Linked DNA regions of Homo sapiens: all the other regions are linked to region 3. Evidence: chromatin loops called from intact Hi-C (ENCODE). Cell type or tissue: heart left ventricle. All regions are shown on one strand.

Evidence for each region. A loop is a pair of places that touch in the nucleus more often than their neighbours do. Peaks named below come from ENCODE experiments on the same cell type or tissue, not always from the same donor. Only the 100,000 strongest peaks of a DNase experiment are listed, where the experiment ranks them.
Region 1: a loop joins it to region 3, with 7 times the contacts of the local background. A loop is called at or near these places in 12 of 110 quality-filtered maps.
Region 2: a loop joins it to region 3, with 2.7 times the contacts of the local background. A loop is called at or near these places in 56 of 110 quality-filtered maps.
Region 4: it touches region 3 in a loop (2.1-fold over the local background); 3 of 110 quality-filtered maps call a loop at or near these places.
Region 5: a loop joins it to region 3, with 2.8 times the contacts of the local background. A loop is called at or near these places in 22 of 110 quality-filtered maps.

Annotation. Positions count from the first base shown.
Region 1 is chr6:53,435,604-53,440,603 of GRCh38, forward strand. The region is part of intron 1 of GCLC-AS1 (GCLC antisense RNA 1); the gene reads left to right. Among named protein-coding and RNA genes, the nearest start is that of GCLC-AS1, 6.6 kb to the left of the region's middle. In heart left ventricle, a CTCF peak has its summit at 2,190 (motif pointing left); no DNase peak of the experiment used is centred here; H3K27ac peaks cover 314 bases.
Region 2 is chr6:53,291,223-53,296,222 of GRCh38, forward strand. It overlaps ELOVL5 (ELOVL fatty acid elongase 5), which reads right to left. Exons shown (of 8, transcript NM_021814.5): 2 at 4,420-4,485; 3 at 554-741. The coding sequence starts at 4,477. Among named protein-coding and RNA genes, the nearest start is that of MIR5685, 17 kb to the left of the region's middle. In heart left ventricle, a CTCF peak has its summit at 3,064 (motif pointing left); no DNase peak of the experiment used is centred here.
Region 3 is chr6:53,356,634-53,361,633 of GRCh38, forward strand. No RefSeq gene overlaps it. Among named protein-coding and RNA genes, the nearest start is that of ELOVL5, 10 kb to the left of the region's middle. RefSeq lists a silencer at 2,619-2,978 and enhancers at 2,730-3,238, 3,239-3,746. In heart left ventricle, a CTCF peak has its summit at 2,856; a DNase peak (open chromatin) is centred at 2,898; H3K4me3 peaks cover 2,386 bases; H3K27ac peaks cover 2,377 bases.
Region 4 is chr6:53,262,418-53,267,417 of GRCh38, forward strand. It overlaps ELOVL5 (ELOVL fatty acid elongase 5), which reads right to left. Exons shown (of 8, transcript NM_021814.5): 8 at 4,987-5,000. LOC124901332 (a long non-coding RNA gene) reads right to left here and starts at 386. Exons shown (of 4, transcript XR_007059612.1): 1 at 1-386. In heart left ventricle, no CTCF peak of the experiment used is centred here; no DNase peak of the experiment used is centred here.
Region 5 is chr6:53,482,191-53,487,190 of GRCh38, forward strand. All of the region lies in intron 3 of GCLC-AS1 (GCLC antisense RNA 1), which reads left to right. Among named protein-coding and RNA genes, the nearest start is that of GCLC-AS1, 53 kb to the left of the region's middle. In heart left ventricle, CTCF peaks have their summits at 2,643 and 2,857; a DNase peak (open chromatin) is centred at 1,431; H3K4me3 peaks cover 468 bases; H3K27ac peaks cover 1,387 bases.

The DNA of each region.
Region 1 (5,000 bases), 79 kb after region 3:
TTTCCCAGTGTAATAGTTAATACTACCCCCTTATCTCAACAGCATCCTAACTTAGATGATAAATTACTTGGCTACTTTACACATATAGGACTTAGTGACCTGGTGAACTTGGGGAACAAGCAACAGAGCAGAGGCAAAGATAAAGTTAAGATCTCATTCCTGGTTGTCTCATCGTGTGGTAGGGCCACTGACATAAACACTGGGTGAGCTTGTGAATACTTGTCTCAGATCTGGAACTTCTAGTAGGATGTTTCCTAAGACCGAGAAGATGGTTGGTTCCACCCATTCCAATTATTTGGGTTATTAATTGTTCTGAGGCATTTCAGTTAGTTAAATCTAACCTGTCATCCCTCAGTTCTTCTTTGAGTATATGAGAAAACCTAAGAGGCTCCCAAGTTGACTGTACAGCTGAGAGTTTTCCACTGAGAAGTCCAAAAAGGCCCCGTTGTCATCAACCTCACATTTACCATGATAGGGTCTATAATTCCAAGTTAACTGGGTGAGGAAGGGGCTCAGGTTTCTATTTGCATTAAGCTATAGAGAATAGGAGGAATAGTTTCCTATTTAAAAAATAAATTTTTTAAAGTGTGAATATTCCATAAACCAACAAACAGAAAGAAATTTAGAATGTGCTCACTGAATTAGTCAGTTCAGTAATAATTATGGTGGTGATTCTGGAGAAGGGCGTGGAAGAGACAGCTTGGGGAAGAGAACAGTGCTAAGACAAGAACCAGAAGGCCTGGATTCTGGGTTTGATTATGCCCCTTCTGGCAATGGGATCTTGAATAAGTCATTTATCTTCTTTAAATTGCAGTTTCTTCTGTAAAATGAATTAAGAGAAAAATTAAGAATATTTGTAAGCACTAGCCATGTGCCAGGCACTACTCTAAGCACTTTATGAATCTCTAAAACAAACCAATGTATTATTGGCATTATTTCCATTCTAAAGATGAGGAAATTGAAGCATGGAGAGATGAGTTAACCTTCCTAAGACCACGCCCCTTCTCAGTGGCACCTCTAAGATTTGAAACTGGGCACTATGCTTTAACTCTCCTGACTACCATCGGGTATGCCCGTTCACCATTTTACATTCTGCTATATGTCTTGGGAAAATGACCCATGTGGGTGTCCTTGCTCTCTGGCTTCCAGTTGGGTTCCAACAGTGACAAGAGATTGGAGAGTGGGAGGACAGATTGGTTTCTTTCTCTTCCCAGTTGCCTCCCTAAGAGGCCATCACAGATTGGCTGATTCTTTTATCAAACGTGGTGTCTCTTGTCGAGTGCCCTCTCCATACAGTTAACCTATACCAGTTCTAAAAACTGCTTTTTTTTCCCCCTCCATTCTCTTTTAGGCTAGGAATAGTAACAGCTCTTTGATCTTGCCAGTCTGGGATACTGCACCACCCTTTGCTGTCAGAATCCTTTCTGATTACACATTGCAACTTTAAAGTTGCACATGATGTACTCTACCAGAAGGAAGCTGATTTCGTGGTCACAATACTATCTGTCTGGAGTGGTGGGGGTTCTGCTTAGCAAGGACTCCCCTAGTTGGGCCTCTTAGAATGGAGAAAGTTGACAGTTTCAGGACTGAGATATTTGAGAAAATCAGGAGGGTGCTGAACAGCTTTGTTTCTTAACTTCCTGGCCAGAATGTGTAGATTTTCAGTACCTCCCAACGTTTCCAGATGTATTTAGCTCCTACACACTAACCTTCTTTCATTACTGAATGTGTCATGGAGTTAACACATATTCTTGCTTCTGCCTGAAACCTTCTTTCTTCTTTTTGCATAGAAAACTCAGATATCAGCATGAATGTTACTTGCTTAGGGAAGCCTTCCCTGGAACAAACCCCTCATTTCTGCCAGGATGGATGAGTATCCTCATATATGCTCTAACAGCTTTCTGAGCCTTTCCTTCACAACACTTAACATAGTTTCTAATTATGCATTTGGTGGTTATTGGATCCATATCTCCCCTCTCCCTAGAAAGGAAGTTCCAAAAGGTCTGAGGTTGGTTTTGACTTTGCTCGACATTAAATTTCCAGGACTGAGCACAGTTACTGACTCTGGTGGTCACTGAAAAATGCTATTATGTATCCATGGACAGATGTATGACTAAGCATCATGTAAACTGGTGACGATGGTAGACTGGGAAGAATAAAATGAGAGCGCTATCTAGTGGCACCAGGTGCAACAAGCAAAATGGGGCCAAGTTTTTGCCTGAGGCCTTACAAAAGTGTTGAAATCCTTGTGGAGAAAATTTTCTTTTTCTCAGGAGGGCAGTAGAATATCCTTAGAAGTGACTAGACTTATGACAGTAATGACATGAGGAAGAATATGTCACAAAGTTAACAGGAAGATTGACTCCAATCACAAGAAGTGAGGGCTGCAGAGGCCATGAAGGGATGGAAAACTTTTTCTTAGTTTTATCACTACTGGGTAATGGGCAGAGCCTGGGAGACAGAGAAGAGAACAGGCCGTATGGAGCACGCATCAACAACCCTGAGCTTCAGAGCACTTAGTACTGCAAGAAGAATGTGTAAGAAACTCTGGAACCCAGTTCCTGGGAGAGTGAGGGAACACCAGTGATTTCATTGGTATTAGGCTTGAAATATTGATTATTTTCTTTATTCCATATTTCACATTGTTATCCACATACCCCTTCTGACTACATACAGCACCAGGTGTAGGAAATGTGTGTTAGAAGATGATGTTTTTTGCCTTAACCATTGATTTTAATGATCATTTCATCCTCTCTGCTCTACCCTAAGTGGCCTTTCAGAGTCAATTGTGGCTTATTTCATAATTATCTTTTTCAGACTACTTCTGTACATTGGTACCACATCTGTAATGAACCATCGACTCATCTATTTCCCAATTCATTTGAATCTAGAATTTGGCAAGCCTTTCTTTTTTAGTGTGTTTTTTAATTTGACTCCGCATTTTTCTGTTTAGGTTGCACACTTGAAAAAAAGCTTTACCCCTTTTTTGAAAAGTTGGCAGACGTCTTTTTTTTTGAGACAGGGTCTCACTCTGTTGCTCAGGCTGGAGTGCAGTGGCGCGACCTTGGCTCACTGCAACCTCCACCTCCCGGGCTCAAGTGATCTTCCCACTTAGCCTTCTGGGTAGCTGGGACTACAGGCACGTGCCACCAGGCCCAGATAATTTTTTGTATTTTCTAGAGACAGGATTTCGCCATATTGTCCAGGCTGGTCTTAAACTCTTGAGCTCAAGCGATCCATCCGCCTCAGCCTCTTGAAGTACTGGGATTGCAGGTATGTGCCACCGTGCCCAGCCACAGACGTCTTAATGAAAATGAACCATTACAGTAATATACTAGGGCAAGGGCAATTTGTTCATTATCGACAAGCAAATCACTAAATTATGTAAATTACTGGATTAGACAGGCAGAATTACTTTTCTTTCAGAGAATAATCAAATATTACTTTAAAATGTTCATTTGTTTAAGTTTTTGGCTTTAGATCCAGAAAATCCAAATATTTGAATTTACATCTATTAAAAACCAAATTCAACCTCGAGACCGAAGTCCATCATTCATAGTCCACAGTAGAATATATGAAACCACGAAGATTTTTAATTTCCCTTAATAAACCTGTTTATTGAGCACTTCTATTTCCCCTCCTTCCCCCTATTTTTGTTTTAAAACATCCTTTCATGAAAGAACAATATTTAAATAAACCTTTGAGGAACAGATAGAGCTATTTAACAAGTGAGGTAATTATATATTATCATTCCCACATGATGGGGGTTTATAAAGGATTTAAAAGTTTGTTTCTGCATTTGTTTTCAAGGACTTGCCCAAGCACGGAAACTCCATATATATCAGCGACTAGGGAAAATTGATTCTAATAGATTTTTCTTCCAAGAACAGGAATCTTTCTATTTCATATTGCACATGAATATTAAGTAAACTACCTGCTGGAAACAGAAAAAAAAGCTTTACTCAAATATAAGTTGCTGATTTAAATAAACTGTTGTACTTTAAATAGAAAAAAACTCTAAATATAAATAATAAAGTAGCATTTCTAAGTGTAGCTACTAGGTTTATTACTGAGTTCTGCAGGGAACTGAATGACCTAACCCCAAATACCATCCTTTTATGACCAATTTGTGTGGACAGTTATAAATAGTGCAGTGAACTCTGCCTACAAGGCTGTAAGCCAAAAATTTTTGAGTGAATAAAGGGACTGCTGTTCTTTGTGAATAAGCAATTATTAAATGTTGTTTCTGAAACTGGAAGCTGAGTAAAGCAGTTTGTCAGTAGACAGTCTAATATAAAAGAAATTAATTTGATAAAAGTTCCCTCAAAAATGGCTTATGTACTTTGTACACTATGTATGGATCTATTTACACATGTAAAAATTACTTCCATGTAGACATAGCATTGATATATTTATTTATTAAAATTTCTTCATTAGAATAAATTATATAGCGTCAAAACTTTGGCAACATTTTAGTGTAAGAACTGTTTGTGCTCTTAAAAAACTATTCTGTTTATAACTATAATACATATTCACTGGAGAACGTGCAACAATAAATGCATACTGACTAAAAGAAGAATGAAAACTATTCAAACTCTTACCTTCTAGAAGCAATCAAGTGTAACTTACCTCCAAAGTTATGACTCGCAGCTCTTTCCTAGTTAGTGAATATAGGTGTACATCACCATTTTAAATTGCTGCTGTTGGCATAATTGATTTTTAAAACCAACTTTCAAAACCAACTTGTATAAGCCCAGATTTTAACTGGGACATGCAATTCTAGGGCAGCAAGAGTGGAGGAAAAGATACAGGGAATAGTGGCAGAGAAGGAGCAACACCATGCAATGTGTTTTGCTTCCTGATGACACTCTCAGAGGCAAAGTCTGTTAGCGGGGGCACTTCCTGGATCAGGCACTATGTGCTCAGAAAGGCCGTATGGAGAAATCCTATCTTGGAACAGTCTTTTAAAGGAAAGAAGGGGAAGGTATTTATCTGCTGCC
Region 2 (5,000 bases), 65 kb before region 3:
CCTGAACTCAGACAGACAATTCAAAACCTAAATGCAGATCTCACCAGTCACACTCCTCTTAGCTTTTAAAAAACAACTGAGATTTGACAAGTTATCCAATCAGAGAGGGTGATGTGCCACAAAACATACCAAACACAAGTGCCACCCACTTCCTTCCTCCCCTACCTTCAAACAAGAAGCAGGCACTTATTAGATGCTTAATAATAAAATGCTTTCACATGTGTTTTTCACATTTTGTTCATTTTCCACTCTGTATTTTGCTTGCATGAGAGTATTTCTGAAAATACTTTAATTTTGAATATCATACGAAACATAATAGAAGAATCAATAACAAAGGCTTCTATTTTAGATATTCTAGAAGGCATACTTGTACAAACAACTCTGACATTTTGAAAAATCGATTTTAAAACACACTCATAACGCATTAAGATACTTGCTTGCCCAGTTGTCTCTACACCCCAAGCGGCCACCTTTCCTCATTTAGGAATACAATTTAGGACAGCAATATGAGTGCATTTATGTGAAAGGAAGACTGTGTTAACCTTTGACTTACCTCACAGAACATATACAGAGACAGCAGTGTGAGTCCAAGGTTATACACCACTAAAATCCCCCGGCAAGAGAATGGCTGTTTATTCCTCATGTATTTTGGTCCCAGCCATACAATTAGTAAATATATGACAGAGCAGATAAATGTGGGTATATAATTGTCCAGAAGAAACCATCCTTTTACTCTAGTATCTGAAAAATTAAAAAAAATTAATGATATATAAAAACATTCACAACTTTTCAAACGTTGAAAAAATTTCTCTAACCATGATGATATAAAAGTCACCTGGTATTCATGTTCTTAATTCCAATAAAGCAATCAGGAGAGGAGGCATGGATTTTCAATACATATCAAACAAGGTGAAGCTCCTTGTTACATGCTCTGAATAACAATGTATTATTCATGATTTTTGCTCAGTAAAATAATAATACAAATATTCTTTCCAAAGAACTTAAGAAGAAAACAAGGAGAAGGCTACACTTCCCATTAATTGGATTTATTAACCAGGTATACCAGATTACACATAGGGTGATAAAACCCAAGAAATGGCAGTCATTGAACTCTGAAGTCCTCCATCTCAGCTGTGTGTCAGTCGGCAAGTGTGGCCAGCACATGCAGACTCAGAAAACGTGCTGCTTAGCCACGTTAGTGAAACTGGCACTAATTAGAAAGGCAGCCTTTGCTATGAGTGTAATGGTCAACAGCAGAGAGGACAATGATTTAAAAACAAAACAAGGGCTGGGTGTGGTGGCTCATGCCTGTAATCCCAGCACTTTGGGATGCCAAGGCGGGTGGATCACCTGAAGTCAGGAGTTCAAGACCAGCCTGGCCAACATGGCAAAACACTATCTCTACTAAAAATATAAAAATTGGCCAGGCATGGTGCTGCACACCTGTAATCCCAGCTACTTGGGAGGCTGAGGTGGGAGAATCGCTTGAAATTGGGAGGAAGAGGCTGCAGTGAGCTGAGATCGTACCACTGCACCCCAGCGTGGGCAACAGAGTGAGACTCCGTCTCAAAAATGAAAATAAAAACAAAACAAAACATGAAGGTGAAGCAGCAATGATCAGATAAATGCCTATTTAAAGGGCAGTATTTAACAAACTGAGGAGTAGTAGCATGAGAGCGAAGACCTAGGCGGATCCAGAGGAGATACTGGTATAGGAAGGGCCTCTCCTGCCCCTATTCCTTTTCTTAGGCAGGGAGGAGGGAGAGGGAAACAGGTCAGCCGCCAGCAGCAAACTGACAACCTCTTCTTGGATGGCGGGAAACTCCTTGGCAGCCAGAGCCCCTAAGTGTTATGTGTCCCCTGAAAGATTCAGCTTCATACTCTGGCTGACCCCAGGAAGCTACCTCTGAAAAGCATGCTCCCCTTTGAACCCTGCTATGATGTTCCCCGAAAACCTGTGGCTCCTCAATCTTAACTACCCGCCAAGGCTCACAACTCCAGAACATGAGGCACATGCAGCATTCACCTACTGCGTCTTCAGAGAAGCAGCAGTTGGGAGGACAGCCTTTGCCATTTCTTTAATTTTTTTATTATTCATTTATTTATTTATTCTGAGACGGAGTCTCACTCTGTCGCCCAGGCTGAAGTGCAGTGGCGTGATCTCAGCTCACTGCAACCTCTGCCTCTAGGGTCCAAGCGATTCTCCTGCCTTAGCCTCCAGAGTAGCTGGGACTATAGACACACACCACCACACCCCGCTAATTTTTGTAATTTTAGTAGAGACCAGGTTTCACCATATTGGTCAGGCTGGTCTGGAACTCCTGACCTCAGGGGACCCACCTGCCTTGGCCTCCCAAAGTACTGGGATTACAGGAGTGAACCACCACACCCGGCTCTGCCCTTTCTTTGACCCCTCCCAGACTGGACCATCTTGCTACTCTCTCCAGTCGTTTTCACCTTGATTTCACAGAACAAGAACAGGCTCAATAAAGCATATGTCCACGTGGGGAACTGTCAGTCAGTCTTCCTTTCTTGCACTGTACACACTAAACTTTCCCAGCATTTCTCTCATGGCTGGCTTGCTTTGGCTTCAGAGGGACATGCCCTCCACACCCTCCCCACTAGTTATGCTATGGTCACGGAGGGTGTTACTGTCAGTCCGGCAGAACTGGTTGTGCTTAGAAGTCATTCAGGGAAATGGCTGGCCCCAGGGACTTTAAGGGGATGCTTAACACCTTTTGTTCTCAGCTTTGGGCCTTGGCTGTCAATTTTAAGAAAACCAGTTCCCACTTAGCAACTAACATCAGACTGTTATTTTGTATGAACATATATATCACAAACAATAAATACACACAAATCTCCCTATTTTAACTTAAACCTCTGATTTACACTTTGCTTTATTCATTTTCCCACAAATACTCATCTTTCCAAATTGGCACATATTCATCCTCCCACACCGCACAGTGCTTCCCGGGCACCTGACCCGAACTCCAGCCCCAGGTAGAGAATCCTTAGGATCTAGTCAATCTGTGGTGGTCCTAACCCCCTCTGGTGGCTGGTTCAGGCAGGGGCATGTGAAGCAATTGTGGCCAGTGAGTTTTGAGGGATGACAGCTGGCAAAGAGCTCTGGGAAACAACTTCTTTATGCTTAAAACCACACAAATGAAACATTTTTTCTTCTTCCTCTGAATGTGCTGCTTGGAGCTGCTGTAGCCATCCTACAACTGTGTGAAGTGGGGGACCCATTCTGAGGACAGAGCTGCTGATACCTGGAAGTGGCAAAGTAGAAAATGACAAGAACAAGGATCCTTGGTTACATCATACAGTCCCTGAAATAACTACGGAATTGCTCCACCTGGTAATGCAAGCTAATAATTATTATTATTATTTTAGCCATTTAGAGTTGGATTTTTTGTCCCTTACAGCTAAAGTAAGGCACTATCCCAACCCAAGCACATACAGATGGATCTAACTTATTCTTTTTTGTTCTTTTCAATGGGCCATACACTAATTTACAGAACCTCTCCCCTACTGACAGGCATCCAGATGATTCCTTGAAAAACAATGCTGTAATGAGCATCCTGATATGTATCATTGCATAACTAATCAAGGCTAGCCACAGGATAAAGTATTAGGAGTAGAATGGCTAGGCAAAAGGGCATGTGCATTTTAATTCCAACAGAAGGCAAAACAGCCTTTCAGAGAGGTTGTACTCTTTCTCCACGCCTTCACTATTATCACTATTATCATAGGTGACATGAAACCTATTATTTCATCTCTGCCATGTTAATAGACTAAGTCCTTTTGTTATTTCTTTTGTGTTTTAAAAATCATGAGAAACTGAGATTCTTTTTGTCTGTTTAAAAGCCATTTCTAGTTTTTCTGTGAGCCTAAGAAGTTCTTTATACAAAAGACTTTAAAAGACTTTTACAGATGACATCAAAAGAAGGCAATATGAAGCTGATTTACTTTCTAAAAGATACAGCAAGTAAGGTTCAGGTGCATATTTACCAGTGAGTTAACATGATACAAAATGAGAAGACCTTAAAAAGCCCTTAAAATTGTAAAAGGGGAAAGGTTTTAAACTCCTATTGCAACACTGCATTTTGGAAACTAGTTTTTCTTAAAGACTGCCAAGAATTGAGAAAAAAATGCCACTGATAATGGTGAAATCTATAGTATTCTCAGGCTACAAGCTTTACAGCATATTTTTAAACTCCAGTTAAAGTCAACGGAGGACCACCCACAGCAGGTGTCTCTGTCAGAGACTTCTCCAAATTCCTTGTTATCCAGGATAAAGTTTTAGACTTATCATAGAAAATGCTAACATTTTCTACTATCTCCTCATGCAATATTTACAAGGGACTATAGGCAGGGAGTGATGCTGCAGAAGGTAAGCAAAACCAAAAACCACCTTACCTCGAGGGCCTAGCAATGCCTTGAAATAGGTACTAAGTGATGCATCAAAATGTTCCATTTGAAAACCTATTAAGAAAAAAAAAGATACTGATTAATCTCTACTCAAAATGTTTTTTATACAGTATTTTTTCATAAAAGAATAAATTCTTTTCAAAGAATATGCTACAGACAAGGTTAAGTTCAGTTCCTTAGGTTAAAAGAATTTAATTCACAGAAGTGACTTCTGTGCTAGATCTAACTTGAAGATCAAAAGGAAAGACACAATTCTGTGAGTTCACTTTATAAATGAAGTGCCAGTTTTCTGAACTTCTTTTCTTAGTTCCATAAAAACTCTTTCCGTGAAGCTGAAATCTCAGTGGGGAAAAAAGTGGAACTAACTGGAATGAGAGGTGGCAGACAGGAAGAGATCCTGTCTGGGCAACAACTGAGGACTTGAGGTAAGACAAGGAAGAGCCATATCAGGGAACAGAATGCCACAGTGACAAGACAGTTTTTTCCGCTTGTTACTTTTATCAATTATTATTTTACAGTACTTCATATCTACAGTAAAAAAAAATTCAAGTATTAAAAATTAAAAAAAA
Region 3 (5,000 bases):
CCACCTCGGCCTCCAAAAGTGCTGGGATTACAGACATAAGCCACCATACCTGGCCTTTACTGAGTCTTAATCTAAACATGATCTTTTTATTTTTCTCTTCACCTACCCTGACCTCTTTTACTTCCTTGAATGTGACTTAGAACAATATGTTCCTTCCTTCTTTCCCCATGACCAAAGCATTCTGTGCAGGCTTTTTATCATTTATAATATTAATATTGTAATTGTTTGCTTATTGCCTCTCCTCCCCAAGTCAAGTGAAGAATATGTGTCATTCATCTTTGCACCTCAAGCATGCTGTGACAGGTACATAGTAGGCATTCAATAAATGTTTATTGAGCTAGACTCCCAGAAAACCATTTACTTTCCTTATGATAAAGATAGCAAATAAGACACAGGCTGTTTCAGGATGTGCAAGAAAAAAATGTTGGAGCCCCCAATTCATATCACAGTTTATTGTACTTTAATGACAAGATAGGCAGATTCTGACGTGGCTCCAATAATCTTTGCCGCCTGATATTCATGCTGGTGGGTTGGACCTAGTAACTTGTTCATAACAGAACATGGCAAAAATGATGGAATGTCGCCTCCTAGATTGTTAGAAAAGAAGGTGTGACCTCTATCTTATTGGCACTCCCTCTGTAACTTCTTGGCTTTGTGTACTTTGATGAAGGAAGGTGCTATGGAACTGTCTACATGTCAAGGAACTAAGGTTGGTCTCCTGTCCACAGGGAGCTGGGAACTGAGGTTCTGAATCTAACAGCCCTTGAGGAACTAATCCTGCCAATCACCACATGAGTGAACTTGGAAGTGGATCCTTCCCCAGAAAAGTCTTGCGATTACTCCAGGCCCAGTGGATACCTTGACTGCGGTCTGTGAGAAATCCTGAGGTAGAGAACCCTGCTAAGGCAAACAATGCCCCAATTCCTCATCTGCAGAAACTTTGAGGCAAAAAATGTTGTTCCAAACCACTAGATTTTGGAATAATCTGTAATGTAGGGATAGTTAATACTTTTTACAACAGAATCAGACACAGACTAATTGAAATAAAGTTTATTTACTTTGCTTATCAAAACAATCAAGGTATGCCTAGTGTTTGATAACTATGTCAATATACCGGTCACAAGAATTTACCTTTCCCAAAATGGTTTTCTCATATCATGAAAAACATATACACATATGGGTATAGGTTGCCCAATTTCAAAAAGAAGAGGTCAAGGCAAGCGACTTTGAAAACAAATTAAGCTGCTGCTTCACTGATTAGGGAACTTACTGGTAAGGAACCCTCATTCCTCAACCCACTTCCCCCAGATATCAGTAAACATTTTCTCAACTCGGGGGTAGTCAAGTGCCTCAATTTCTCACTTCATTTATTATTTTGAATTAAGGTATTGCAGCTTACTATAACACAAACCAAAACACAGACATTATATGGGGAGGATAACGCATTGAACTTTCGTTCACTAATGAGTAGACCCAATTAGTTTATTAGATCAGCCAAGCAAGGAGAAACTAGACTGTGAAAGTCTGAAAGCCCAGAAAATTGTGTTGTGGTTAAGAAAAATTCACACGGAGTAGGGATAAAGGGGGGGCACAGTGGATGCATAGAACAGGCATAAAAAGACAGAATTACTTTTCAGAAAACATTCATTCATGAATGAATTCACTTGTTAAATTATCCTCCGCACATAGCAAGAAATCTAGAAGTCAGTGGATGCTGAGTACATATTTACTGACTATTCTTTGGGAACTTGGTATGTGCTAGGAATTGGGGTGATAAAACTTTTTACCAATATATGGCAAAAAGCGATGTGCCTTAGGAAGTGCAAAAAAAGTGCTGTGGGAATCCACATGTCAAAGAGGATGAGGAAAGGGCATTGTAGCAGTAGGGCCTTTGCAAAGGCTGTATACCCTCTTCTTAAAACTGCTCACCTCTCCTCTTCCCAGGTCTCAATTGAGAAGTCATCGTTTTAAAACGACAGGTCTTTCCCATACCTGGCTAAAATCAGTTTCTCCTCTACTTCCTCTTCCTCAGCCACTACTTTACTTTGTCCACAGCACTTAGCACAATCTGTAGTTGTTCTGTTTACTCATTTTTACCTCCTACCTTCCCTATTACACTTCAGGATGGCAGAAACAAGTCTACCTTGTTACTGGGGTGTGCCGGGCATAAAGTGTGCGCACACTTTTTTTTCTTCCTGTTTTTCGAGATAGGGTCTCGCTCTGTCGCCCAGGCTGGAGCGCAGTGGCGCGATCGCCGCTCACTGCAGCCTCGAAGTCCTGGGCTCAAGCGATTCTCCTCCTTGGCCTCCCAAAGCGCTGGAATCAGGGGTGTGAGCCACCTGGCCTGAGTGACTGAATCTAAAATATGGAGTCAAAAAGGGGTATTGGTGTAGGGACAGAAAAAAACTGGGTGTCCAGACATGAATTCCAATCAAAGGAGCCGGGCCTTCTTGGCACATCGCGCTCCGAGAACCCGGGAGGGATCCAGAGAGGCGGGGACGCCCTTTGTCACCGGCCTGAGGGGCGGGCGTGGCTTCCCTTTGCAACCCCTTCCCCCAGTCTTGACCGCAGGCCCTTGAGGGCCACCATCACTTCTGGGTTCCCGGAACGCGGTGGGCACACTCGCGCCAGGCGCGGGTACCAGGGCCTGCCTGGGGCCCCCTCCTCCACTCGCGCGGCGTGGACACCGTTAACTGCCTGTGGCTCAGGGCGGTGCCGCCGCCACCCCCGCGGCACTCGGCTCCTCTCGCCAGCCCTGCGCCACTCGGCTCCTTTCGCCCGCCCCGCGCCCTCGGCGGGCCCGCCCCGCTCCCCCGCGGCGGTCACCCCATTCATTCCGCGGCTGCACCCACCAATCACCGCTCACCAACAGCGCCGCATCTGGCGATGGGGCGGGGCCTCGCGAGGAGCACGCTCGCGCCCTCCCCGCCTTGAGCTCGCTCCCGGGCCGGGTAATTCCCGGGCAATGACCAGACCTCGTCCCCGCGCTGACCCTTCCTGGGGACATCGGGTGGGGGTGGAGGAGGCGCTGAGCTAGGGAGAGGAGGGTTGTGCGGCCCGGACCACGCAACCTTGGGATCGGAGGGTGGTTGAGGCCTTGAGGGAAGAATGGAAGGCGGCCTTGACTTCTGGTGCTTCCACGCCCTTCAGATCCAGAGCCCAGAGCGTCCAGGCTGGAGTTTAGGACGTTCATCAGAGTCCCGAGACGCGCGAGTGGGTGGAACCGCGTGGGGCGGGAGAAGAGGGGGAGATTAGGCAGCAAGAAAATGGTCCCCGTGGGCAGTTCAGCCTAAACCTGGAGCTGGGGAAGGGCCTCTGGAGAGAAGCCTTAAATCGTTACTCATCTTTCACAGTCTTTTATAATCGTGAATGAGCCCTCCGTTGTAGACTGTTAATGCGTGTCCAGGATGCCCGAGAGTGGGGGTAAAACAATAAAAGACTCCTCCTGTTGTGATTAAAATTATATTTGCTTTTTGTATCCTCCTAAGTTCCATGATATTGAAAATGTGTCTTGTTATATTTCATAAATGAGCTTTTAAAAAACTTCTGAGATATCTTCCAAAAAGTATCACTCACCAGGGAAGAAAAGAAGAGGAAACCTAGTGGCTTTTCTGTTGACGCCAAAGGTTACTCCCTCTGCCTCACCATAAAAAAAAAAAAAAAAAAAAAAAAAAACAAACCCCAAAAAAACAAAAAACAAGAAAAAGCACAGAAAGCAGTTTGGCTTGCTTGTAAAGTCTTGGTAGATATTTCTGCTTATCATTTAATCCTTTTAACAAGTCTGTAGGAATAGATGGGTATTACCACCAGTTGTAGATGTTGAAACAGGCTGAGATTCATCTGGCCAAGGTCATACATAGTTTGTAAGTGACAAAGTGTGGGCCTCTCACCGGTAGACGGTCGTGACTGCAATTGTCCAGGTTCTTGACATTTTGAACAAAGAATTGAACAAAAGGCCCAGCAAAGCAAAGAAAGAATGAAGCAACGAAAGAACGAAAGCAGGGATTTATTGAAAACGAAAGTACACTCCACAGTGTAGGAGCTACCAGGGCAGAGGCTCAAGGACCTGGATACAGAATCTGCCTGGGTTCAAATACCCTCTAGAGGTTTGTTTCCCTTTGGCCACTTCATGCTCACCTCATGTAAATGAAGTGGTAGCCCGCAATCAGTCTGATTGGTTGTAGACAACCATTCAGAGGCTGGAGTGAAATTACAAAGTTGCAAAGGAAGACTGGACCCGCAATCGGTCTGATTTGTTGCTAACTCCCAATTTTCCAACTGCCTGGCAGAAAATGTCAAGGGGAGTAGCCTCTGATCCTCTTGTTACTTCGGGGTGGAAAGTTAGGGTTTTCTTTTCTTTTCTTTCTTTTTTTTTTTTTTTTTTTTTTGGACGAAAGTCTTGGTCTGTCACCCAAGCTGGAGTGCAGTGGTACAATCCCAGCTCACTGCAACCTCCGCCTCCCAGGTTCCAGTGATTCTCCTGCCTCAGCCTCCCGAGCAGCTGGGACTACAGGCGCGCGCCACCACTCCATGCTAATTTTTGTATTTTCAGTAGAGACGGGGTTTCACTATGTTGGCCAGGATGGTCTCAAACTCCTGCCCTCGTGATGCACCCGCCTTGGCCTCCCAAAGTGCTGGGATTACAGGCGTGATCCACTGCGCCCCGCCTCCTAATTTAGTTCTAGGAAGTTGGTGTGAAACAGCTTTAGGTTCCCTGCCTCCAGATCCTATTCTCCTGCCTCAGGCCCTTTCCATACTTCTCTCCCTTACATCATGAAATTTCAATCCACAATAAATGGAAGGTGAAAAGGAATCTGATGATTTTGGAGTCCTTAGCTAAAAACTGCATCTAGCCGAGTACTAGCACCTCTTGGAGATGAGTTGTGTTTTTTGAGAACTCTGTTAAGTACATAGTTTTCATGCCAGTATTATGAAAGGTAGAAGGAGAGTTCCTTGAGATTCTGAAGTGCCAGGTCACGTGAGTTGATGACTTTTGTAAC
Region 4 (5,000 bases), 94 kb before region 3:
TGAGGAAACTGAGGTTCAGAAAAGAGATAACTTGCTTGTGGTCCCACAGTAGTAAATAGCAAAGCCTTTCTAACAGGTATGCTATGCCACCTCCAAACACACATAGAATTCTTCTAGCATCGACAGAGGTGTCCCATCTGTGCCCTAGGATATGTATCCTTCTATACTCAGTTCTAAAGTAAAGGTGTAATTTAGGTTCTAGCTTGGGGCCATCACAATTTCCCTCTCCCATTGCCCTTAAGAAAGTAGCTTTGTGTGCTTAGGATTTGGATTCTGACTGTTCCCTTGTTAAGATCATGGGGTGACATTTGGCCTTGTTGTTGTTTTTTTGAGACAGAGTCTTGCTCTGTCGCTCAGGCAGGCTGGAGTGCAGTGGCGTGATTTCAGTTCACTGCAACCTCCTCTTCCTGGGTTCAAGTGATTCTCCTGCTTCAGCCTCCCGAGTAGCTGGGATTACAGGTGTGCACCACCATACCCAGCTAATTTTTTGTATTTTTAGTAGAGACGGGGTTTCACCATGTTGGCCAGTCTGGTTTCGAACTCGTGACCTCAAGTGATCCACCTGCCTCGGCCTCCCAAACTGTTGGGATTACAGGCATGAGCCACCACACCCAGCCCTGGCCTTGGTTTTAAAATACACTTAACCCAGTACTCCTAGAGGGCTGGAGCTCTGCAGGAATGGCACAGGCAGCAGGCAGTTGGGACTTGGTCAACCCCTAACCATGTAGCCTTCCTGGAGGACTGAGAGCCACAGCAATTAATAAGGGAGCAGGGTGCTGGGAGCAGTGGCTCACACCTGTAATCCCAGCACTTTGGGAGGCCGAAGCGGGCGGATCACGAGGTCAGGAGATTGAGACCATCCTGGCAAACATGGTGAAACCCTGTGTCTACTAAAAATACAAAAAAAAAAAAAAAAAATTAGCTGGGCGTGGTGGCAGGTGCCTGTAGTCCCAGCTACTCGGGAGGCTGAGGCAGAATAGCGTGAACCCGGGAGGTGGAGCTTGCAGTGAGCCGAGATTGGGCCACTGTACTCCAACCTGGGTGACAGAGTGAGACTCCATCTTAAAAAAAAAAAAAAAAGGGGAGCAGGGAAGGGCACAAGGTTGTTGGAACCTGGTGCTGATGCTTTCCTACAAACAGGCACCTGTTTCACTGGGAACATTGTCAAGGGGAAAGCACACAATTTGCTGAAAAGTGGTAGCTTGGTTAAAACATTGTCAAATTCATCCAAGGGAAACCTGCATCTATGCCCATTATTTGAACAAAGAACACCAGTAGGAATGTGTGGACACAATCATTTAAGAAATATTTGTTTATGAGCCAATGTGGGATTTCAATCCCGACTCATCCCATCAGGGGTCCCGTTTTCAGATTTCAAATGCCATCTCTTTGGTGAGGAGCAATTTTCTGGCAAAGGTCTGAGGTACCCTTTGAACCTGCCCTATCTGACAGAAGACTCCATCAGCTTATAACTGAGACTAATGTGAGTCCTGGTTCTCGTTATCATCATGTTCTGGCTCCTCCCTGGCACTGCTGGTGATGGGAGCAGGACGGCTAGGGCACAGGCCAGTGACAGGAGGCTCTGCTCAGAATGGTTCCTTTACACATAATCACTACTTCCTCTGGGAGCTCTGAACAACATTCTACACATTTCATCAAGGAGAACACCCAGACAAATTCCACTCTCTTCCCACTTGACCTCATTTTTAAAACAAGCAGTTTCACCCACAGATCCACTCGAGTGCAGTGTGTCATCTCCCTCTGGGCCTTCTATGCATTTGCTCATACTGGTTCCTGTATGTGGAATGCTGTCTTCCCAGCACCTTCAGGCTCCAACTACTGAAACCCAGATGGTCTCTGAATGCTCAGATTAAAAGCCAACTCCTTTACAGTGCTTTTCTTACCCACCCTTGCTAGAAGGGTTCTCCCTCCCTGGACTCTCATGGTAGCTGGTTTATACCAGTTTACGGCAGTCACCACAACCATTTTACACAGAAGGCACATGTGTGTATGTTTGATCCCAATTCAGTAGAGGCTCCTGCGAGGGCCGGTTGTTTTCTCACAGATCCCTGTTTGCTCAATACACCTAGCTCAGTCCTCTGTACCAAGCACTCTCCCAGTGAACAAGGTCACATTCTGCAAAGGCCTGGCCAACAGAGTAACATAAATGGGGCAACAGACAGGGTGGTAGGTACTGTTCAGGAGAGTCCTGATTATGTGAGAAAGGGAAGCATTACAACTGGGTCTCTGTCACCACTACATTAGCCATTCACTGGATCCTGCACTGCTTGTTCCTACAATTTCCACCCCAGAAGTCTTCCTTGATCTGATCAAGAGTCGAATCCAGACATCCTCTGCAAGCTATAGCAAAAACTGGCCCAGGAACTTTCTTTTCATGAGCCATAAACATACCGAAGAAAGAGAGAAGATAAGGACTACAAAAATGTCAAGGATAACAAAAGCAGGTTTTAAATCTATGCCTGGAGTAAGAACTAATGGCCAATGAAGCAATGCTGAAGAGCAGAGCAAAAAACTGACAGCAACCACTATTTGGCTCCATCTGCTCCACTGAGGACAATCATTTCCAAATTAAAGAGTGTAAAGAAAAACCTGGTTAGGATTTGAAGTCCAAGAGTGATAAGGGGATAGCAGGAAACACCTGTTTTAAACGAGTTCTCATGAAAGACATGTCAGTCGCTGAAACAACCTGTGGATATGACTGCAGAATTGTTGTCAGAACTCCAGGGAAACAATGAACGAAGTCCAGATACTGATAATCACTGCCCTATTTTCCAAAGTAGATTCTAAAAACTCCAGAATGGTGAACTTAATGTAAAACTCTGGCAAAATCAGGAATAATATAGACGGTGAACATTTGACTCCTAACAATTGCTGATTTCTTTTCAACACTGATTTAACAAAGAAAATGTCACACGAAATAACTTCCTTCCCTTTTTTTGGATAGGATTACTAGAGCAGCCAACCAGGGAAATAACAGTGAAACAATAGCTTACAGCTGAAAGAGACCAGTGGGGTGAGTTGAGATTACAATCCTGAAGTTATCACTTACACTTTACTCTGAGCTAGATGGGGTTCCAAAGGCTTTATATATACAGTATCATTAGTCATCTATTTAATCCTTACAAGGACCCTGTAACATAGAAACTAACATTACTCCTATTTGGCAGAAGAGAAAACTAAGGCAAAGTTTTCTTGCCAAAAGGTCATACAGGTAGGATTTCAACCCAGCCAATGTGGTCTCCAAGTTGTACTTCTCATATTAGTCTACAATGCCCTTCACATGATTAGCAAGGCTGCCAAAAATAGAGGGAGAAATGGGAATCCTCCCTTTTCCATACAAGAAAAAGGACAGCAGAACACATCTGCCCTCTCTCTCGCCTCTTATCCACTCACTTCTCTGACGGGAGGAGGGAAGACTTTGATTGCTGCTTGGGAGGTGCAGCTAAGCACACTTTCTTGGCATGGTAAGGTCATCAGTGTAGAATCTGCCACAAGGGGAGTTTACAATTTAAGGTAGGTAAATTCCAGGACTGATATTTAATATATTTTAATAATCACTTTATCACCAGACCAACCCTCAGAGCAACCACTGGTGTGCTACTGAGCCCTGGTAAGTTAGGTTAATAGAGTTATTAGCAAGGGTTAATTAGAGAGCCACACTGTGGTCTTAGTTTCACCAATCCAGCCTTCTTAGTAAGACACATGCTATTTTGATTCCTACTGGTCTAATTTCCAGTATTTTTTCAATTTGTTCTGAACTTAGAGGGGAAAGACAGGGATATAATTTATTCCCATCAACTCCCCAACAATCCTCTTACACCTTCTGGATAATATCCCAAGTACTAAATGCAGTTTTAGGTGACATTTCTCTGGAGTTCTGACAATTCTGCAGTCACATCCGCAGGTAATTTCAGCAACTAACATGACTTTCATGAGCACTCATTTAAAACGGTATAGGCTTAGTCTTGGCTCTTAGGTGCTTTCTAGTTTAGTACCTAAGAGCCTATACTGGGGACCATATGGTATGAAGTAGATGGAAGGAAGATGGACCATCCATGTCATCTCTCCTGTTGTAGACGTGAATGTACCTGTAAATTCAAAATAAGTAGGGTACGCTGGGAAGGGCCACAATCTGGGACATAAAATGATCTTTGGCAAATAAAATGATTGAGCTTTAGGTCCAAGGGGAGGGGACCTCATTACTCTAGAGTAGAGGTCAGCAAACTATAGGCACAGGCCTTCTGTTTTGTAATTTTTTTTTTTAAAGAGATGGGGTCTCACTCTGTTGCCCAGGCTGGAGTGCAGTCACATGACCCTAGCTCACCGTAACTTCGAACTCATGGGTTCAGGCGATCTTTGGCCTCATCCTCCTGAGTAGCTGGGACTGCTGGTATGTACCACCATGCCCAGTTAATTTTTAAAAATTTTATGTAGAGATGAGGTCTTGCTATGTTTTCCAAGCCTGTAAATAAAGTTTTATTAGAACACAGCCATGCCCATTCATTTACATATTGTCTATGGCTGTTTTTGTGCTCCACGATGGCACAGTCAAGTGGCTGCAACAGGGACTGTATGTCCTGCAAAGCCTGAAATATTTTCCAACTGGTTCTTTCCAGAAAAAAATTTTGCAGAAGACCTATGGTCTAGACCTAGGAAAGTAATTCTAACATTCTCAGGGTAAGGGGAGAGATTGGGGCCAATGGGGAGGAAGGACAAAGGAGCATATTTAGAGCTGGAACCTTTAGTGGGATTACCTGGAGGAGGCAGAGGGGACAGCATTAGGGTGGAACCACCACTATGCCTTATTATGCAGGGTCCTTCCTCATTGAGAACTAAGCAATAATATGGCCTTCCTAACTGAATTATTTATATCCATTTGTGTAAGTTCCTAGACAGTGAATTAAGTGGATTTTTCTCCAGTTCTTCAGAATTGCCAGCACAAAAAATGTAAAATGCAGGCACAGGTAATCAAAAATGTT
Region 5 (5,000 bases), 130 kb after region 3:
TTGCCAGTGGCTGTCTCTGTCCTCACAAACAAATGTTCCATACTTGTCTGACCTGGGCAGCCAGGCTATGGGGTCCAAGGAAGGATAGAACACCTGGAAAGTGACAGCAATGTTTTTGGGGTCAGAACTCTCAAAGTGGAAAAGTTATTCAAGATCCAGCTGCAGAATGAATGAGCACGTTCTCTGCTTTTAAAAAAAAGTTTTATTTTTTAAAAAGAAGTAATAAAGCTGGGCATGGTGGTGCTCTCCTGTAGTCCCAGTTGCTCAGGAGGCTGAGATGGGAGGATTGCTTAAGCCCAGGAGTTTGAGACTAGCCTAAGCAATACAGTGAGACTCCATCTCTAAAAAAACAAAACAAAACAAAAAACAAAAACAAAAAAAGAAAGAAAGAAAAGAAAAAGGAGTAATAAAGAGAGATATTGGTGCCTCACTGCTCTAAAGGGCTTTGAGGAAACAGTTCTAGGCTCTCCACAGAATTTGGAAATGCATCCTGGGGGGGTGGACTGTGAAAAACATCTGAGACATAAGCTCTATGTGACACTTGGTGGGTACTCATGAACATTCAGGGTTCTTGAGGGCCTGAACTGCTTGTTTTGGTAGCCTTGCATTTTCAGGGCAACAATCCCTGGCATCGAGTGGACCCTCAAGAAATATTTGTTAGCTGCCAGATGCAACTTTCCGCTGTATTGTCAACACTTTTTCAAAACACGTCACTGAGGATTTCAGTAACTTCCCAGCAGCTACAAGGAATCTTGGGAACCTTTTCTCTAGGCAGAGCAGGCTATTTAATACCCCATTTGTAATAGGGTGATTTAAAGATACTTTGAAAGCCAATCTAAGAAAAGACATTTCTCCGATGGTGCCTGAAGTTCGATGCATAGAGGTTTTTCTTTCTGTTACCCTCACTAAGTTCTTTGAAAATGCCTACAGAAGGGGTGTTCATATCAGGCCCTTGTGCTTCACGAGAATAAGTTGATCGGGTAAAAATTTTCTCCATAAGAGAGACCACTATTGGGAGGGGGCAGCTGCCCAGTTAGGAGGGTTAGACTTGTCCTGCACCAATATTGTCAAGCAAGTGGGCTCAAGGGTCCCTCTGGACTCTCCTACTTAACCTTCACTATTGGCTTAAATATAGGAGTGACCATCCCCTCTCCAGAAACTGGCCTCAGTCCTGTAGCTTATTTCTTGGGATCAGTGACCCACCTCCACTTTCCACCACCTCCAGAGGCTCGAGAGAACCTGTCCCTGTCTAAACAGCCATTATTAAATGTGACTGTATTTTTTTCTCTATAGGAATGATGTATTTTCTATTTAAAAAAAAAAAAAAAAAACTCCCACAATCTTTGTGTGACTTGCATTTGAGAGCGGCCAAAGGACCTACTTGCAAAGCAGTGCAGAGGCTGACATTTACTGATAATCTGCCATGCACGAGGCACCCGGCCAGAGGGACGCTTCCTGTTCAAAATGACTGTTAGGCAGATGCTATCATTTCCATGTTACTGAGAACAAAGTTGAATCTCTGAGAGAGAAAAAAAGGAACATTCACAGGGTCACAAAGGTGGGTTGAATTCCAGAGACCCTGTTCTCTCTACAGCAAGGAAAATTACCCATACCCAGGAGAGCAGGGAAATGTCATAAATTCTTTGTATGCCCTCACTGCACTTTGCACAGGGCTTGGAGTCTTTGATGGAGAATGCATGTAACATAACCCACTGAAATTAAGCTTAAACAAAAATGATACTTTGCTGGGAGGGATCCTGGTCACCCCCTAAAATCCGAGGAAAGTTGAACAACCAGGCCTCAGTACCAAGAGTTCTTGGGTTTTATATCTGTCTAATGCTACACCCGCAACTGGACTAAATAACCTGCATCTCTGTCTCTTAGTCAGAGTTCTCAAGAGAGAGACCCTAATTGGCTCCTGGTCAGCCAATGAACTTCCTCCTCCTGAGTCAGGTGTTCACTTCTAGTCCAATCAGCTATGACCAAGAGTCAAGCAAAAGCAAAACTTCCGGGGGCTAATTCTGAAGTCTGCCCAATGGTGTCTACTGTACCCAGATATAATTCAATACATGTTTATTGTCTGGTGTTTTTTGTGTTCATTCGTTGCAACCAAGTTCTTTAAGAACCTTGGATACATCGTCCTTCATTTAATCATCAGGCGGGGGTTGATAGGCCATAGTGATCAAGAAAAATATGTGAAATTTCTATATGCCAGTTATCGCTGTGTTAAAAACCTTCAGAGCAAATTAAGAAAGGAGAAATAAACTATTTGTTCTCAAAAGCTTGGTTTCAAGGGGACCGAGGAAATGGGAAAAGCATCTGTGGACAAGGCTATTGTGCTTGCTGCTGGAAGACTACCAAGGCCAGTTACTAAACGGGTGGGCAGCAACAAGTAGTTGCTTTGTTTTTTTTTCCCCCATAGGAAGTTGTTGTCTCTGTTTTGCAAGTTTGTCAAATTTCTTTTGTTTCTGGGGTCAATAACCTAGATACTTGAGACTCTTTTTTTCCCCTTCCGAGGGTCCTAATTTTGCATTTTACGTAACACCAATCTTGACCAAAAGCTGATTTATTAAGGAGGTTTCTTCTGGGTTAGTTGTTGGTGCTGGAGGCTGCGTGTACATGACTTAGTCTTCTACTGCCACCATGAGGGAGATGCTGGAATTGCAAGGCTCTTTTAGTTATCAAATGTAAATTTTCATAAATGAAAGTGAGCACGTTTAAAATTATCTCTATCTATTTATCTATCTATCTGTCTGTCTATCATGTTCATATATATATAAAATGGAACAATCCACCTCCTAAAACATATCCTCTGAAAGGCTTAAAGAGATATATAGTATTGCCAAGTGTGTCTGAGTTAGGTAGGCGAGGGTTTGAGACCTGCCTCTGCCTACCACTACAACCGCCCTTACACTAGACATTTAAGTCTTCTAAGCCACAGGTGTAAAAATGGTCTGATAGTACCCATTTCACAGGGCTTGGTATTGAAAAAATGACATAGCCTGTGTCAGTCTCTAGCATTTGGTAAGTACTCAATAAATGATTACCATTGCTATCACCTGAAATTGACCACGGCTGAAAGTATTAGAAAAGCTTTCTGCAGGGAGAAAGAGGGGTGAGGGTGGAGGGTACCAGTAACCCCGTGAAAACAAACACCAGTGCACAACTGGAGTGGATGCTCAATAAACATATGAAAGGTTCAGGGGAAAGGGGTAAAGTCACCAGGGATGGCTCTAACAGCCAAAAGAGGGATGGAAAACACTCTTTTAAGCTGACCATTTTAGAGTCAAAGAACCAAAAATATAGAATGTTCGTGTGGTAAGGATTCTAGATATGTACTCCAGCTTTTTTTTTTTTTCAAGTGGGGCAACCGAGTGATTGAATCACTCTTCAAGTTAAAATGTTAATCAGCAGTAAAGTGGGACTAGAACCCAAGACTTTTGTTTTCTTTTCTTTTCTTTTTTTTTTTTTTTTGAGACAGGATCTAACTCTATTGCCCGGGCTGGAGTGCGATGGCACATTTGTAGCTCACTGTAACCTTGAAGCCCTGGGTTCAAACAATCCTTCCGCCTCAGCCTCCTGAGTAGCTGGGACTACACTCACACACCACTGTGCCCAGCTAATTTTTATTTTTTTGGGCAGAGACAGGAATCTCACTATATTGCCCAAGCTGGTCTGAAACTTCTGGCTTCAAGTGATCCTCCCGCCTTGGTCTCCTAAGGTGCTGGGATTACAGGCATGAGCCACTGTGCCCACCCCCTCAAGACTTTTGACAAATAATCCAGAGCTCTTTATATATAAGCACCAAAATATCAGTCAAGATTAGCCAAATCAGGATTGTCTTGGATTGAAAAAAAAAATGGGCAAGTTGCTTAACCTGATTATGCTTTAGTTTCATTACTGGCAAAATGGCAATCATAATATCCTACTGCAGGGGTTCTAGTAAAGACTGAGATGCCACATGGAAAGCATTTAGATTTGTGCAATAAATGTCCACTGGTATGATTATATGAGTACAGACTTCATCTGGTACAATTACACCGTCTCCTGAATGTGATCAACAAAACTTTGCCATCTCTAAAACCACTGGCTTCCTAACCCTGCCTCCATGATAAACTCTTTAATGGTGGGAACATTTGTACCTCTTTATACGTTCTCGTGCCTGTATAATTACCTTTTTAAAATTAAACTTTTAATTTTGAGGTAATTCTAGGTTTATATACAGTTATAAGAAATAATACAGAATGATCCCATGTACTCTTCACCCAATTTTTTTCCAGTGGAAACAGTTTGAAGAACTGTAGTACAGTATCACAACCAAGATATTGGCATTGACAAGATCGACCCATCTTATTCAGTTTCTCCTGTTTTACTTGTATGCATTTGTGTGTGTGTGTGTGTATTTAGTTCTATACAATTTTATCACCATTGTAGGTTCATGTTTCCACTTGACAGTCAAGACACCAAACAGTTCTATCTTTCATGAGGATCCCTTGAACTGGCCTTTTATAACCACACCAACCTCTCTCCTGTATCCCCCTGCCCCATCCTGAAACTCTAGCAACCAATTTGTATTGGGCTTTTTTTTTTCTTGATTATAATTCACTGGAGACTCATCCAGATTGCTGCCGATATCACTAGTTTATTCCCTTTTGTTGCTGAGTAGTATTCGATGAGATAGGTGAGTAGTATTAGATGAGATAGATGTACTGCAATTTGCTCAGCCATTCACTTCTTGAAGGACATCTGGGTTGTTTCCTGTGTTGGGCTAGTAGGAATAAAGCTGTTGTGAACATTTGTATACAGCTTTTGTGTAAATATAAGCTTTCATTTCTCTGGGATAAATGCCTAAGAGTGCAACTGCTGGGTCGAATGGTAATCACACATTTAGTTTTATAAGAAATTGCCTAACTGTTTCTTAGAGTGGCTGTACTATTTTATATCCCCACCAGCAACACACGAGTAATCAGGTGTCCTGTGTCCTTCCCAGCATTTGGTAT